Regions from separate parts of the Homo sapiens genome. Here region 2 is linked to region 1. A link is a loop called in an ENCODE intact Hi-C map of the cell type or tissue named here. Cell type or tissue: CD4-positive, alpha-beta T cell. All regions are shown on one strand.

Evidence for each region. A loop is a pair of places that touch in the nucleus more often than their neighbours do. Peaks named below come from ENCODE experiments on the same cell type or tissue, not always from the same donor. Only the 100,000 strongest peaks of a DNase experiment are listed, where the experiment ranks them.
Region 2: it touches region 1 in a loop (1.9-fold over the local background); 1 of 110 quality-filtered maps calls a loop at or near these places.

The regions. Positions count from the first base shown.
Region 1 is chr2:53,991,540-53,999,539 of GRCh38, reverse strand. It overlaps a transcript of ACYP2 not described here. Among named protein-coding and RNA genes, the nearest start is that of PSME4, 25 kb to the right of the region's middle. In CD4-positive, alpha-beta T cell, no CTCF peak of the experiment used is centred here; a DNase peak (open chromatin) is centred at 4,609; H3K4me3 peaks cover 1,018 bases; H3K27ac peaks cover 2,611 bases.
Region 2 is chr2:54,586,270-54,594,269 of GRCh38, reverse strand. The region is part of intron 2 of SPTBN1 (spectrin beta, non-erythrocytic 1); the gene reads right to left. LOC124906008 (a long non-coding RNA gene) reads left to right here and starts at 4,836. Exons shown (of 3, transcript XR_007086322.1): 1 at 4,836-8,000. RefSeq lists an enhancer at 4,606-4,655. In CD4-positive, alpha-beta T cell, no CTCF peak of the experiment used is centred here; a DNase peak (open chromatin) is centred at 4,509; H3K4me3 peaks cover 663 bases; H3K27ac peaks cover 5,634 bases.

The DNA of each region.
Region 1 (8,000 bases):
CCCAAAGGGGCTAGAACATTCCAGCACCATCCAATCTTCCCACAATTCCCTTGGTTTCACCTGCAAAATAGAGCCCATGAAGTTCCTCTCTGATTTTGACTGCTATCCTCAGATGGGCCCTCTAAGATTTCACTCACTAAGTGGGACTCCTTCCTTCCTGGGCATGTTTTGGTAACTTGGCTTTTGGCTTTGTTTTATTTAGCTCCCTCTGCCTCCTCCCACCTGTGAATCTTGTTGCTCTCATGACATCTCCCTGTATGTGTATATTTGAGGGCTCATAAACTTGCTATTGATGTTGTTTGCAGGTTTTAGGTTTTGCGATCCAAGTTACTGTATCTGTGTTTGTGGCAAGTTTTGGGGCTATTAAAAAACTGTGCCACTGCCAACTGCCCAGAATTCCTTTTACTTTTTTTCTTAATCCCTTTATGTAGCAGAGATAATTATATCCTCCCACATCCTTTTTTGTATTTCCTTTACAGTTGCCTACCCTTCCCCAACAATTAAGCATGGCCATGTGACAAGTTCTCACTAATGAAACTTGCATGGAAGTAACAGGTGTCACTTCAGAACAGTGGCCGTGGGATCCCTCCACATGACTCTAGTCTCTTCCCCTTCAGTCATGAACAGAGAGCCCAAAGAATGAAACAGCCTGGATTCGTGAATCTCAGCATGGAGGGCAGCAGTCTCTACTTGAGTTTGCATTAGAAGGGAAATTTTTTTCTTTTCTTTTTTTTTAAACCCAGTCCTCCAGGCTGGAGTACAGTGGTGCAATTTTGGCTCACTGCAACCTCTGCCTCCTAGGCTCAAGCCATCCTCCATCCTCAGCCTCTCAAGCAGCTGGGAATACAGGTGGAGGCCACCATGCCCAGCTAATTTTTGTATTTTTAGTAGCACTGGGGGTCTTCCTATGTTGCCCAGGCTGGTCTTGAACCCCTGGGCTCAAACGATCCACCCCTCTCAGCCTCCCAAAGTGCTGGGATTACAGGCATGAGCCACTGTGCCCAGCTGGAAATAAACTTTTATGTGTTAAGTCACTAATATTTTGGGTCTGTTGCCACAGCATAAATCCAGACTACCCAGACACTTTCCCAACCAATTCGTTTATTAATCATCCTCTTTCACTTTTTCTGTTAATATGCTCAAGTATCTCCCATCCAAACAAAACCCTTCCCCTGATCCTATAGTTGCTTAAGTTATCATACAGATTTATTCTCATTCACTGATACATTTCTGGGAGGAAAAGTCTGTATCGGCTACCTCCACATCCTCACCACCCACTCACTCTTCAATTCCTGGGGACATGGGCTTCTGCTTTCTTCATTCTTCAGAATCTATTTTCTTTAAGATTACCAGTGACCTACTACTTGCCAAATCTTGTTCAACACTACTTGACCTCTCTTCTAAGGCCCCAAATTCTGGTCAAGTTGTTTTAAATCCTTTTATGATCACAGACCCCTTGAAACTCAGATAAAAGAGACAGATCCTATTCCTAGAAAAAATGCAAATACACGTGTATACAAGTTTTTTTATACATTTCAAAGAGTTTTTGATCAGCAAACACCACCAAAGTCTATTCATAAATAGCCTCAATAGGTCTGAACCTTGGGTATAGAATTCTGCCCTAGTCTTTACCTAAGAAAGAAACAGAAGAGGAAGAGGGTCATTCATTTCCGTGAAACAGTCACATGGAGTGTTTTTTCATTTCCCAATGTATTTTCCTATATTACCCTGACATTTTAACTCACTTTATTTTATTTTATTTTTTGCAATTCTGTAGTGGCTTCTTAATCTATTCCCCATCTATCTCTTAATTCAGTCATGGAGTAGTTGCTAAGTATAAACACTGTGCTCCTATTACACCAAAGGAAATGACATAGAGCTGAAAAAGAGATATGTCCTCATTAAAACTTGAGTACTAAAAGAAGGAAAAATATGGCCGGGTGCGGTGGCTCATACCTATAGTCTCAGCACTTTGGGAGGCCGAGGAGAGTGGATCACCTGAGGTCAGGAGTTCGAGATCAGCCTGACCAACATGGTGAAACCCTCTCTCTACTAAAAATACAAAAATTAGCCGGGCTTGGTGGTGCATGCCTATAGTCCCAGCTACTCAGTAGGCTGAGGCATGAGAATCACTTGAAGCCGGAAGGCAGAGGTTGTAGTGAGCTGAGATTGCACCACTGCACTCCAGCCTGGGCAGCAGAACAAAACTCTGTCTCAAAAAACAATAATAATAATTTTAAAAAGAAGGAAAAATATGAACAAGGGCGAGACATATTGATATACTTCTGAGGAAGGGTCAATACTATACTGTACTATAGTATACCTACCATACTTTCTATAGGAGAGTAAATGTAATCCTTCAAAGATAGGTTTGGTTTTGATAGGTAGATAGAAGAGAGAATGGTTTGTCAAATGGGGTAGAAGGTATTATGTGAGCAACAAGAGATCTGTAAATACAAACGAATATTGGGGAGATAGTGAATAGGTTCCACATATGTTGACCACAGAGGACACAAAGTTATATAAAAACAGAATGGTAGATTGGGGCTAGTCGTGTGTCAGCCTTGAGTATCAGCCTAAATAGTCTGGGCTTTATTTTGTACATAATAGGGAGACGCAACATTTTTGAGCAAAAGACTGACAAGGTAAAAATGATCTTTTAGAAAGATTAATCTGCTAAAAGTATTTAATACAGAGATGAGGGAATGGTCAAAGAAGAAGAATTAGGAGACAGTGCAACAGTCTGTGCTCTGTACTTGTGAAGCATAGATCTGAAATGCATGAGGAGAGCAATATTAGCAAAAGGGGCACAGCTGATGTAGCAGGCATGAAAGTACATTGCTTGGATCTCCTTTTAGCTGAAAGAATACACTTAGCTAATGGCCATCAGCTGCAGCACCTTTGGAATCTACCACAGCAAGCTGAGGTTATGATCTTCCCAGGCAGCCCATACCAGTGGCTGATCATGGCAGCATTAACAGGACCAGTTCTACCCATTGCAAAACTTCTCTTAACAGGCAATCTTTGCTCTTCATCTCCCCATTAAGTAGGCTGAGACTTTGCTCAATATATATCAAAGTCTCAGGCTCTCCTGGCCCAATCCTCTTTACTCCCCTCTTTCCTTTCACAGATATCAGATCAGCATCCAGATCTGAAGGCTTTCTTTACCCAATCCTCCATCCTCCTTTTTTATCTCTCATAGGTGTACATCCCCATCACCATTCCACCCCCTACACTTCTTGCACTTCCAACTTTATTTCAGTGTCTGCTTCCTGAAGGACCCAAAACTACACAACTCTAAATAGAAAAGCTGGATGTATCTATCAAGGAATCTTATTCTCTTAGAACCAACTATGCCTAGAATAGCCGTTTGTACATTGTGAGTCTTTTTTTTTTTGGGTGGTGGGGACAGAGTTTCGCTCTTGTTGCCCGGGCTGGAGTGCAGTGGCACAATCTAGGCTGACTGCCATCTCCACCTCCCAGGTTCAAGCAATTCTCCTGCCTCAGCCTCCCATGTAGCTGGGATTACAGACATCCACCACCAAGCCCAGCTAATTTTTTGTAATTTTGGTAGACACAGGGTTTCACCACGTTGGCCAGGCTGGTGTCAAACTCCTGATTTCAGGTGATCCGCCCGCCTCGGCCTCCCCACGTGCTGGGATTATAGGCGTGAACGACCGTGCCCAGCCCATTGTGGGTCTTTAGTGTTAAATATAAAAACGCTTTGGAAATATGTGGGAAGTTACACCCTACAAAATTTACATAAGTAAAAAATTAATAGTATTGAGGCCAGGCGAGCTGGCTCACACCTGTAATCTTAGCACTTTGGGAGGCCGAGGCAGACAGATCACTTGAGGTCAGGAGTTTGAGACCAGCCTGGCCAACATGATGAAACCTTGTCTCTACTAAAAATAAAAAAATTAGCTGGAAATCCCTGGAACCCAGGAGGCGGAGGTTGCAGTGAGCTGAGATCATGCCACTACATTCCAGCCTGGGCAACAGAAAGAGACTCTGTCTCAAAAATAAATAAATAAATAAATAAATAAATAAAAAATAAATAAATAAATAAAAAATAATAGCATTGAATTAATTGTGTCTAGAATTAAAGAAGATATTTTAAGTTTAATTATTTCATGCACTAGAAAATGAAGAAATGTGATGATTTATGCATTGAGAAAAACACCAAGGTCACTGTAGATATGGATGTTTTATACATGCTGAAATCTTTTCTCTGATGTAACTTGAGATTAAAGAAGAGACTAAAGTAGCTATTTGGACATTTCTCTATTTAGAGGAACCAATTTTTTTTCTCAAACAGATATCTTCATCTCACAACTGAAAGTCATAATGGGATAGATGGGCAGGACAGAGCAGTTCTCTGAGAGAAGAGCTGCAGCTAGAGTTTAGCAACTATGAGAGACAGAACATGCACTAAAGATACGACCTTCAGATAACAAAGATTCTTAAAATTTCTTTTGAATATTCTTTATGTCTTCTTTTCATGAGACACTGACGCAAAAACAGAAAGACACTCTTGTCATAGCGGTGTTGAAAACATATATATAAAGAACTGTCACATGGTATACCAACTCAAATTCAGAATATAACGGAAACGCTACATGACAGACCATCTTACACTATCAGCCCAACATAACCACTCTTCCTGTTTTGTTTGATGGGGGAAGTTATAATGTAATGCCAGAGGTATATTTTATGTGTGTGTATTAGGCTGTGGAAGATTGGTTGACTGGCTTTTGGTCACTGAGTTTCAGATATTCAGTTCTAGAATAATTTGGGAATAAAATTGCTATCCTATAGTAGTTTTGAGCTATTAAGAACTATTTGGTTGAAGGTCTGATATCTTATTCCATTTTTAACTGCTACTCAACACAAGATTTTCCTTTTGAAGTAGGTCTTGGTAGAGGTTGAAGCATTTCCACGATATAATTTCGAATTATTGCCTCTCATAGTCCACCCCAGCATGACCTCTTTCCTGCCAGTTTCCTCTTTTTTTTTTTTTTTTTTCTGAGTCTTACTCTGTCACCCAGGCTGGAGGGCAGTGGTGCAATCTTGGTTCTCTGCAACCTCCACCTCCTGGGTTCAAGTGATTCTCCTGCCTCAGCCTCCCGAGTAGCTGGGACTACAGGCACGTGCCACCATGCCTGGCTAATATTTTGTTTTTTTTCGTTTTTTTTTTTTTTTTTTTTTTTGAGACGGAGTCTTGCTCTGTTACCCAGGCTAGAGTGCAGGGGCGCGATCTCTGCTCACTGCAAGCTCCGCCTCCTGGGTTCAGGCCATTCTCCTGCCTCAGCCTTCCGAGTAGCTGGGGCTACAGGCGCCTGCCACCACGCCCAGCTAATTTTTTGTATTTTTAGTAGAGAAGGGTTTTCACCGTGTTAGCCAGGATGGTCTCGATCTCCTGACCTCGGGATCCGCCCGCCTTGGACTCCCAAAGTGCTGGGATTACAGGCGTGAGCCACTACGCCCAGCCGCCTGGCTAATATTTTGTACGATTTTTAGTAGAGACGGGGTTTCACTGTGTTAGCCAGGATGGTCTCAACTTCTTGACCTGGTGATCCACCCTCCTCGGCCTCCCAAAGCGCTGGGATTACAGGCGTGAACCACCGTGCCTGGCCCAGTTTCCTATATTATACATCCTCTTTCCCAAATTATTTTCTTCCTTACTTTACAAATTCTCAACTTTCTACTTTTTTTCTCTGAACTTCCACGTCTTTTCCACAACCCTCTACTCCCAACTGAGGGTGTTGCCTACTTCTCCGGGAAAATAGAGACTACCAGAAATAGCTTATCTTTTGATTCCCAAATCTTTTTTTTTTTCATCCTTTTTTTTCCCTCACTCTGTCGCTCAGGCTGGAGTGCAGTGGCATGATCTTGGCTTACTGCATCCTCTGCCTCCCAGGTTCAAGCGATTCTTGTGCCTCAGCCTCCCGAGGAGCTGAGACTACAGATGCCCACCACCACACCCAGCTAATTTTGTATTTTTAGTAGAGATGGGGTTTCGCCACGTTGGCTAGGTTGGTCTGGAACTCCTGACCTCAGGTGATCTGCCCACCAGAGCGCTGGGATTACAGGCTTGAACCACCACGCCCGGCCTGATTCCCAAATCTATGATTCAATCTGCACCTGTACTTTTTTTTTCTTCCTTCCAGTTTCAACAGTGGGAGTGTCCCTCCTTCCTTCATTTCACTCCTGCCCTTTGGATCTAATCCTTCCTTCTCCACACCATCATCTCTCTCTTTCTAATAACTTCTGATTTCTGATCCCAAAGATGGGCTAGCATCTCTCATCTGAGAAAGCGAAACAAAGCAAAAACCTTTTCTTGTCAACCTCTGTCGCCCATGCTGAAGTGCAGTGGTGCCATCTCGGCTCACCGCAACCTCTGCCTCCTGGGTTCAAGCGATTCTCGTGCCTCAGCCTGCCAAGTATCTGGGACTATAAGCATGTGCCACCACACCTGGCTAATTTTTGTATTTTGGGTAGAAACAGGGTTTCACCATGTTGGTCAGGCTGGTCTCGAACTCCTGGATTCAAGTGATCCGTCTGCCTTGACCTCCCAAAGTGCTGGGATTACAGGTGTGAGTGAGCCACCATGGCTGGCCATAAAACCTTTTTTCTGATGCGTATTCTCTTTAAGTTACTTCTCCTTCTTTTGCTTCCCGTCACTGGAAAACTTTTTTTTTTTTTTTTTGAGATGGAGTTTCACTATGTCGCCTAGGCTGGAGTACAGTGGTGTGGTCTCAGCTCGCTGCAACCTCAGCCTCCTGGTTTGAAGTGATTATCCTGCCACAGCCTCCCAAGTAGCTCGGACTACAGGTGCACACCACCATGCCCAGCTAATTTTTGTATTTTTAGTAGAGACGGGGTTTCACCATGTTGGCCAGGCTGTTCTCAAACTCCTGACCTCAGGTGATCTGCCCACCTTAGCCTCCCAAAGTGCTGGGATTACAGGCGTGAGCCACCGCACCCGACCTCCAAAATATTTCTCATCTCTGAGTACTTCTCACCGTTGGCACTACTTCTACCGTGATACAAGCCATTGTCATCTCTCATTGAATTGCTGAAAACGCCTCCTAATTAGTCACAGTACTTTCATTCTTATCCCCTTATAATCTATAGTCCATTCAGAGTCAGGAGAGATCTTTTGAAAGTTTAAATCAATTTATATCATTTTCCTGATTAAAAACTTGTCTATAGGTTTCCATTGCACTTAGAGTAAATTTAAGTGCTTGGTTCACTCACTAGGTTAAAATTAAAAGTAAGTGCTTACTATGACACTGGTGAAAAGAAGGAAGGAAGGAAGGAGAAAGAAGAAAGGAAGGAAGGAAGGAGAAAGAAGGAAGGAAGAAAAAAAGTAGGAAGGAAGGAAAGAAAGAAAGGAAGGAAGAAAGAAGGAAGAAAGGGAGAGAGGGAGGGAGGGAAGGAGGAAGGAAGGAAGGAAGGAAGGGGAAAAAAGGAAGGAAAGAGGGAGGGAAGGAGGGAGGAAGGAAGGAGGGAAAGAGGGGCAAGAGCTCTTACATTGTGAAAAAGCTTGGCTTGATCAAGAAATTGAAAGAAGCTGGGTGTGGTGTCATGTGCCTGTAGTCTTAGCTACTTGGGAGGCTTGGCAGGAGGATTGCTTTAGGCCAAGAGCTCGAGTCTGCAGTACCCTATGAGCGCACTTGTGAATAGCCACTACACTCCATCTTGTACAACATACTTAGCCCTCATCGCTAAATAAAAATAAATAAATATAAAAAACTTAAAAAAAATTGAGAGAAGGTCGGAGTGCCTGGAGCAGGGTGAATGAGGTAAAATCAATATATGAGATGAAATACGGCCAGGCACAGTGGCTCACACCTGTAACCCCAACACTTTGGGAGACTGAGGCAGGTGGATCACCTGAGGTCGGGAGTTCGACACCAACCTGACCAACATGGAGAAACCCTGTCTCTACTAAAAATACAAAATTATCCAGGTGTGGTGGCGCATGCCTGTAATCC
Region 2 (8,000 bases), 590 kb before region 1:
GGCTAACTGCACTTATAATCAATCCCCACAACTGCCCCATGAGGCAGGAGCCAGCAACTCTCCAGGCAGGCTGGCTCCAGAGCCCTGGTTCTCATCCACTATGCAATAATGCCTCACGCACAACATTTAAAAAAGTGTTTCTGCCAGACACAGTGGCTCACACCTATAATCCCAGCTTTGGGAGGCCGAGGTGGGCGGATCATGAGGTCAGGAGTTCAAGACCAGCCTGACCAACATGGTGAAACCCCGTCTCTACTAAAAATACAAAAATTAGCCGGGCATGGTGGCACGCACCTGTAACCCAGCTACTCAGGAGGCTGAGGCAGGAGAACTACTTGAACCTGGGAGGCGGAGGTTGCAGTGAGCCAAGATCATGCCACCGCACTCCAGCCTGGGCGACAGCGTTAAGACTCTGTCTCAAAAAAAAAAAAAAAAAAAAAAAAAAAGTGTTTCCATGATACAAGACTTAGAATTACCCACCATCTCACCATCCTAACTAACGCAAGTCCTTATTTTGTAAAGGGTCTGCTGCATTATTGGGTAACTCTCCATCTGTTGGGATGGTGTCTCCATCAAGACTAGACCTGTCTCTGTGGCCCACTATGGCTTGCACCACCTTCAGAGTATGCAGAATAGGTCTCCTCACTTCTCCATGTAAAGGCCCTCAGGTTCAAACACTTCTCACCATCCCCTCTTTGCAATGCTGTACAATGTGGTACAAGTGGGATCCAAGATCACACCTGAGGACCCCACCTCTAGGCAGCCTGGACATCACTTACCTACCAACACAACCCAGGACTCGAGGCAGCTGCAGCTCTGGCAGTCCAGGGAGGAAAGTGGAAAACAAAGTGAAAAAAGGACAAAAAGAACCAGCAGCCCTCCGTGGGAGGAACGTGGTGAGGCTGTCTCTGTGACATGACAGGGGTGGGAGACAGAAAGAAGGGCTCCTAACAATGGTCTCAAAATAAGCTTCTCAGGACCACAAATTCTACCAAAATGACCTTGGAGCCCCGAGAACCTAGGAACCAGAAATGGTTCTGAGTGTGAAGACCCAACCAGCTCAGCCTTTAGTTCCACAGGCTCAGAGATAAGTAAATTAGCTAACTACTGTCAATGAGAACTACTGAGACAAGAAACCCACCCTCAAGTGAGTGGCATTTACATCAGATTCTGATTCCCAGAAGGAGTAAATTATAAGGGAAATCCTAGTATGGTGCTCCTTCCTCCAGATGGAATTTTATAAGATGGTGTGTCTGCAATAACATTGCCATGCATCTGAATGGCACTTCATACTTTCTCTAAGCTCACTAGATCTTCACAGCAAACTATTAGGTAGGTGGGATGCTAGAGTTATCTCTAGCAAAGCCCAAGGCTCAGTGAGGTTAAGGGCTGCTAAGTGTCACCAGCCAGTAGTGGTGAGGTCCTCGGCTCTTTCTCTCCCACTCCAGCCAGGCAAGAGGGATTAAGATGCATAGCTACACCTTCTCCTGTCATATACTGAGATTCACTATCTTTTGTTGTTTGGTTTCTGATAAACAACTTGAAATTCTTAGAAGATGTATTAGAAAAAAAGGATGAGGTAGCTGGGCGCGTTGGCTCACACCTGTAATTCCCAGCACTTTGGGAGGCCAAGGCAGGTGGAATACCTGAGGTCAGAAGTAGTTTGAGACCAGTCTGACTAACATGGAGAAACCCCCATCTCTACTAAAAACACAAAATTAGCCAGGCGTGGTGGCGCATGTCTGTAATCCCAGCTACTCGGGAGGCTGAGGCAGGAGAATCGTTTGAACCCGGGAGGCAGAGGTTGCGGTGAGCCAAGGTGGTGCCTTTGCACTCCAGCCTGGGCAACAGGAGCAAAACTCTGTCTCAGATAAAAAAAAAGAAAAAAGAAAAAAAAAAGTATGAAATATTTAGAACTGAGAAACACATTTGCTTAATGGTTAAAAAAAAGGGCTGTGAATATCCTCTCCACCATCATCCTCTTCTAGAAGCATAACATCTACTTCTTTTCTTTTTAGGGAATGACTGTGATAAATACTGAAAGGCTGTAATGCGTCTATGTAATTTTTTAATTTATATTTTTAAATTAATTAACCAATGAATATATTAGAGAAGGAGTCTGTCACCCCAGCTAGAGTGTAGTGGTGTGATCACAGCTCACTGTAATTTTGGACTCCTGGGCTGAAGCAATCTTCCCACCTCAACCTCCAGAGTAACTAGGATTACAGGCATGCACCATCACACCTGGCTTTTTCATTTTTTTTTGTAGAAATAGGGTCTCATTAGATTGCCCAGGCTGACCTCAAACTCCTGGTCTCCAGTGATCCTCCCACCTTAGCCTCCCAAAGTGAATTACAGGTGTGGGCCACTGCACCCAGCCCCATATTTATTTACTCTAGAGAATTTGCTATAACTGAAAAAATGAACACTGTGTTAGCGTGAGTCAAGTTAGGATACAGAAATAGCTTTGATGAGCAGAAGGGCACTGCATGATGGAAATGATTGTACGGCATCTTTCTGCAATACCCTCAGCACAGAGTGCTAAACACAACTATATTCACCATATGCCACAGTTCTGGTTATGGAAAGGGATGGGAGCCAGGAATGAAGGAAAGCCTGAAGGCATGGAACATCTCCGGATGGAAAAAAAAGGAAACATAGAATCAGGAACTGTCAAAAGACCCTATTCATTGTTCCCCTAAAGACTGAATTTATACCTGGCTTAAGAGAAGGAATCTTTCTTTTACTTTTCAAGTAGTCTGAACCTGCACGTATAACCCAGTAATATTTTCTATCAGGCTCTTCAATTGTGCTAAGATAATGGCCTACCCCCTAAGTAAGAGACAGCAATCATGTAGTTTTTGCTTTGCACAGACATATAGTTAAGTTAGGTGTAGTCTTGGGTTCAAAGTAAGAAAGAAAGGAATTACAGGGATGGAAGTTAAGAAGAAATCAAAAGGGGAGGAAGCAATCATCCCATGAACATATCCCCACTATTTAAATCAATAATACTGTGTTAGCTGACTAATCTGAAATTGAGAGTATTAGTGAGCTCCAATATTACAAAGTGCATACTTTACCTAGAACTCTGTGTCTAAGATAAAGTCTCTTACCCTCAATGAACTAGAAATCTAGCTGGGGATACAAAATAAAAAGTTAAAAAATAACAAAAAGACATTACAAAGAAGTACAAGATCAGTTGCTAAGAGAATAATTTTGACAATCTATTTTTGCGTGTTTTGAACAAAGCTCACCACAATTTGGGTGGTTTCAGACCCCAACTGAACTCCCCTGCCTTGGGCCTCTCTCCGCATTCTAATCCACCTTAAACATCACTACCATAGCCATGTTCCTCAATCAGTGGTTTTTCAAAGTTGCAGCACTGCACCAAAACCTTCAACGGACCCCAGCTATCCAGAAGACAGTCCAAATCTCTGAACCTGGCATTTAAAGGTCCCAAACGGGCTCTCCTAAGGCATCAGCTTCATCTGGGAACTTCCCTGACATGCCGTCTTTTGTTCCAACCTAACAGGTCTTACTCTCATGCTCTGAACTCTCACCTTGCACACTGCTTTTTCCCATCTTTGCTTCTATCATTCTTCTAACCTAGAAGGCAGTTTTCTCTTACCCTTCCTTTAAGATCCAGCCAAGATTAGTTCTACCAAGAGGCCCTCTCCTATCAGATGTCAGCAATCATCATTTGATGGGATGTGGTCTCTCATCTTTTATTATACGTCTTGTGTCCTATCTCTTCAATTAACTTGCAGTTGGCTCAGAGGCAAAGGCTCAATCCTATTCATGTTTAGAGCTTTAGCATATACATGACATAAAGGAGGTGCACAATAAACATTTGTTCAATGAGTCAGCAAACCTCCAGTGTCCAACAACTAGGTTCTCGATAAATCTTATTGTTGGTGGTGGTCTCACTGAAATTGTTGAGGAGGGAAATTTCATATCACAAAGACAGGCCCTAGGCAGTTAAATGTTGTCATTGTATAGCACTAAAAATATATGACAGGTGAACTGCTTCTTGCAATTCCTCAATGTCTGAAATACGGATAAAAATGCAATTTTGTGGTGCTGTCATTCAGACTAAAATGGGTCCAGAGCCAAACTAAAATGTTTGACAAATTCTGTTTTTTGTTTGCTTGTTTTATCTTTGGGCAATTGCCACCACATACCTGTACGGTAAAGTGAAGTTGCAAAATACACAACGGTGTGATTAGGACATCATTGTAACATATTACAACATTATTTAAACATGACCCAATCAGGTCAATTGTCACAAGACTTAATTTGTTGCAACTTTAACAATTTATATATTAAAGTTTAATTCTTGAACTGTTTTAAAATAAAGAATAAAAAAGGATCTTAACTCAAAACAAAAGAATAGTGGTAGGGTGGAGTCCCCCTATATGCCTTAGCTTGAAAAAATAAATAAATCATTTCCCATGAGTAACATGCAAAATACACAGAGCAGGAAGCCGGAAACAGGCAGCTGGCTGTATTGATAACAGAGAATCCAACTGTTATCTTGAGGCAGCAACAGGAAGGAAACTAATCTTTTGACTGAAGTCCTCCCTGTGACGGACTAGTCTGAAGGCCTTAAATTCATGTTTGCTGATTTGTATAAAAATAGAATTTGAGTTACAATAGTTTCCTTAACTGTTTAACTTGCATCATGGACAAAACACATGTAAATATTTGCTCTAAATGCATGTGAAGCAAATATGCAATTGTCTGCTAGTAACTGTCTGATGGGCCGACTACAAAACCCACCATGAGCTCTCTATGACCTGGCACCTACAGGTTGCATCTGCTGGGCAGTCCCTCCTGCAGCTTCCAGAGGGCCTTTCTTCTGAGCGGCACAACCCCAGTTTGCCAATGTGGAGACCAAGGCACTGCAGGCACAACTTCTGAGAGGAGACCCACAATAACTGAGAAATGAGGCTCTGTCACCAGGGTCCTGCCTCTGTCACAGTCGTACGTCAAGGTGAGCCGCATAAAGTCACAATCCATAAGAAGCCAAGACTCTGGAGGGAGCTGAGGTTATGATGGGGGCTTTCTCCGAAAATAAGAGGCAAAGCAACACAACTACCTCTTCTAAGATGAGAGCTAAGGTGGGAACCAGTGTGAATTAATCAATAATAAGTTAATTGTACATTTAAAGATAACTAAGAGTATAATTGGATTGTTTGTAACACAAAAGATAAATGCTTGAGGGGATGGATATCCCATTCTCCACGATGTGATTATTAAGCATCACATACCTATATTAAAACATCACATACCCCATAAATATATACATCTACTATGTATCCACAAAAGTTAAAAATATTTTTTAAAAAACAAAACAAAAAAAACCAATAGTGTAAGGTGCCAAAACCAGGTGGAAAAAGCAAATGTAAAAAAACAGAATTAGGACCTTGTGATAAAATTCTCAGTAACTGTTCACTGTGTTTGACTAAAAATGGGTAGCATGCTTCCAAACTGCTTTCACATACAGGAAGTCATATCCTGAGCCCATTAACCTGCTACTCTCCATCTCTACAGGATGGGAACTGCAGTCAGGGTGACTGATCAGTTAGGGCAAAGGCTGAAGTAAGCCCAGGTGTGCACTAGTGATGCTGCATTAGGATCTTCACTCACTTTCCCTCCTTCATTACAGCCTGTGATTTCTAACTAACTGAGGTGGCTGAGGCACAGACTGGTTTTGGGATCCCCCCGAGGGCATGCTGCTAGCAAATAAACACCCAGAATTAGAGCCCACATTTATCTGAACCCTACAGAATCCCAAAGCACCTGAGGCACTCCATCCCACACAGGGAGTGTGGGATGGTATCTATTTAGTTCCAACCACCATCCCACACTGCCTGAGGAAAACAAGACATCACCTCCCCAAAACAAGAAGAAAAAACTCATAACCATCCATGTCTGGTCAGTTCCTTCAGACTGAGTTAAAAGATTAATATAAAATAGGAGTCAGCAAACTTCAGCCAGTAGCCTCTTTTTATGTAGCCTGGGAGACACACAGGTTTTACATTTTAAGAGGGTGGTTAAAAGGAGGAGGAAGAGGAAGGGGAGGAGGCTGATGATACCCCATAGAGACTCCATGTGGCCCACAAAGCCTAACAGTTATTATCTGGTCCTTTATAGAAAAAGTTTGGCATGTCCTGGTTTAAAACATTTCAATATAATAATACTGTTGATCCCACATCCCATTTGTTAGACTCCACTTCAAATTAAAATCAGCTTAGCAAATAGGTACTAAGTGCTTGCTATGAGCAAGGCACCACACTGGGTACTATTTTAAATTTTGCTATTGAATATGTTGCCAGGTTAATGCTCAGTAGCCACAAGCATTTTCTGGTAAGTGATATCCACATGTCAGGTCAGTCACAGGGTGAACTCGGGGCCCCTTCCACTCCCCAGCGGAGTGGGTATTTATCTGGTTACCTTCACTTACGGGATGGAGTGTGCCACCCCATTTGGCAGGAGGGACAAACTATGGTAATCACCACAGGCTAGACCTCAAGGCTGCACCCTCACCTTCAAAGGATGAGAAGGGTGGAACAGCTTGAGGCCTGATCTTCCAACTTTCCAGCCCTCCCCACAAGCTGAAGGCTCTTCAGCTCTTATTTTGATGGACACTTCATACACCATCACCTCTTCTCCTCCAGTCCTCCATGGAAGGGGACTTCAATCCAAGGTGGGCTGAGGGTAACTTGCAATGCCCTTAAAAGTTAGGAAAAACTTAGAACTAAATAGATACCATACACTTAATTACTAAACAACACAGAACGGCAGAACTTAACACAGAATGGCAGAACGTTAACACGAATACAGACTAAGTAGAAAAGAATGTTTTAAAGCGCACCAACCGTAACAGGCACACTCAAGACTTCATGAAAGTAGTATAATTGCAACATATGGAGAAGGGAGATGTCTGTGTGATATTCTTCCTAAGGAACATTAAAGAAGCAGTAAATATTACATTCTATACTAGTCTACCATGTGGCACACAAATTCACCAGTAAAGATAAAATCCTCTACTTCATTTTCAAGGGCTAAAGGTAGGCTTTTGTTGTAGGAGCCTTGGATAAAGCAGAGGTATTGAGAGAGAATTCAAATTTGTGATGTTTCTTATTTCATGCAATATACACAAAAAGTAGCCTTAATGTTCTACGGGGCGTGTAAGCTAGTCAGAGGTAGTTTATTAAAAAATCAAATAACATGCTCCCCGGCCCTTGCTTATTATGGTTTTCAATCTACTCCAGGTTTCCGGAATCCTTAAGGCCAAAATAATTAAGGGCAAAGAGGGAAAAATAGAACTCTTTCAAACACACCAGTCACATTATTTTCAGACATTCAAGATAGAAGAGGATTCTGCTCTACCTCAATGTTTTTGCACAGATGCCCACAGAAGCTGACGTCGCCAACAAGATAACAGTACCAATTCCAGCCGTTCTTGACAGTTTCCGACAGCTCTCCTATTTAATGAGGATGTCAAAGTTAACAGTAATTCATTGAATCCAAAAAGCTAAGGTCTGAGGGATATTTTTTCTTTTAAACCAGAAAGACACAAAGACCAGAAAGAGGGGGAGTCAAAAGACTTAAAGCCACCACACAGAGCTGTCTACTATGCATGCACAGTATAGCACTGACTAATCCCTGAATGAATTATGGAAGCTCCCATCTAAGATAAGCTAAGATACAGAAGTCCTCCAAATCAGACTATACAGAATGTATAAATTTATCTGCAAAGGATTAGCATTTTGGAATAAAGAAAGCCACAGCAATGCCAAGTTATCACTTGAAACTATAGAATTATGACAAGATTCCACTTAATGAGAAGAGGAATTATATTTAAAAATAAATGAACATAAATACAAAAGGATTTAAAAATTGGCTTCTGTTCTGAAGAACATTACACATGAGTCACCTAAACCCTTTTTGGCCAGTGACCATAACCCATTGTAGAAAAGTTCAGGGTTGAAACG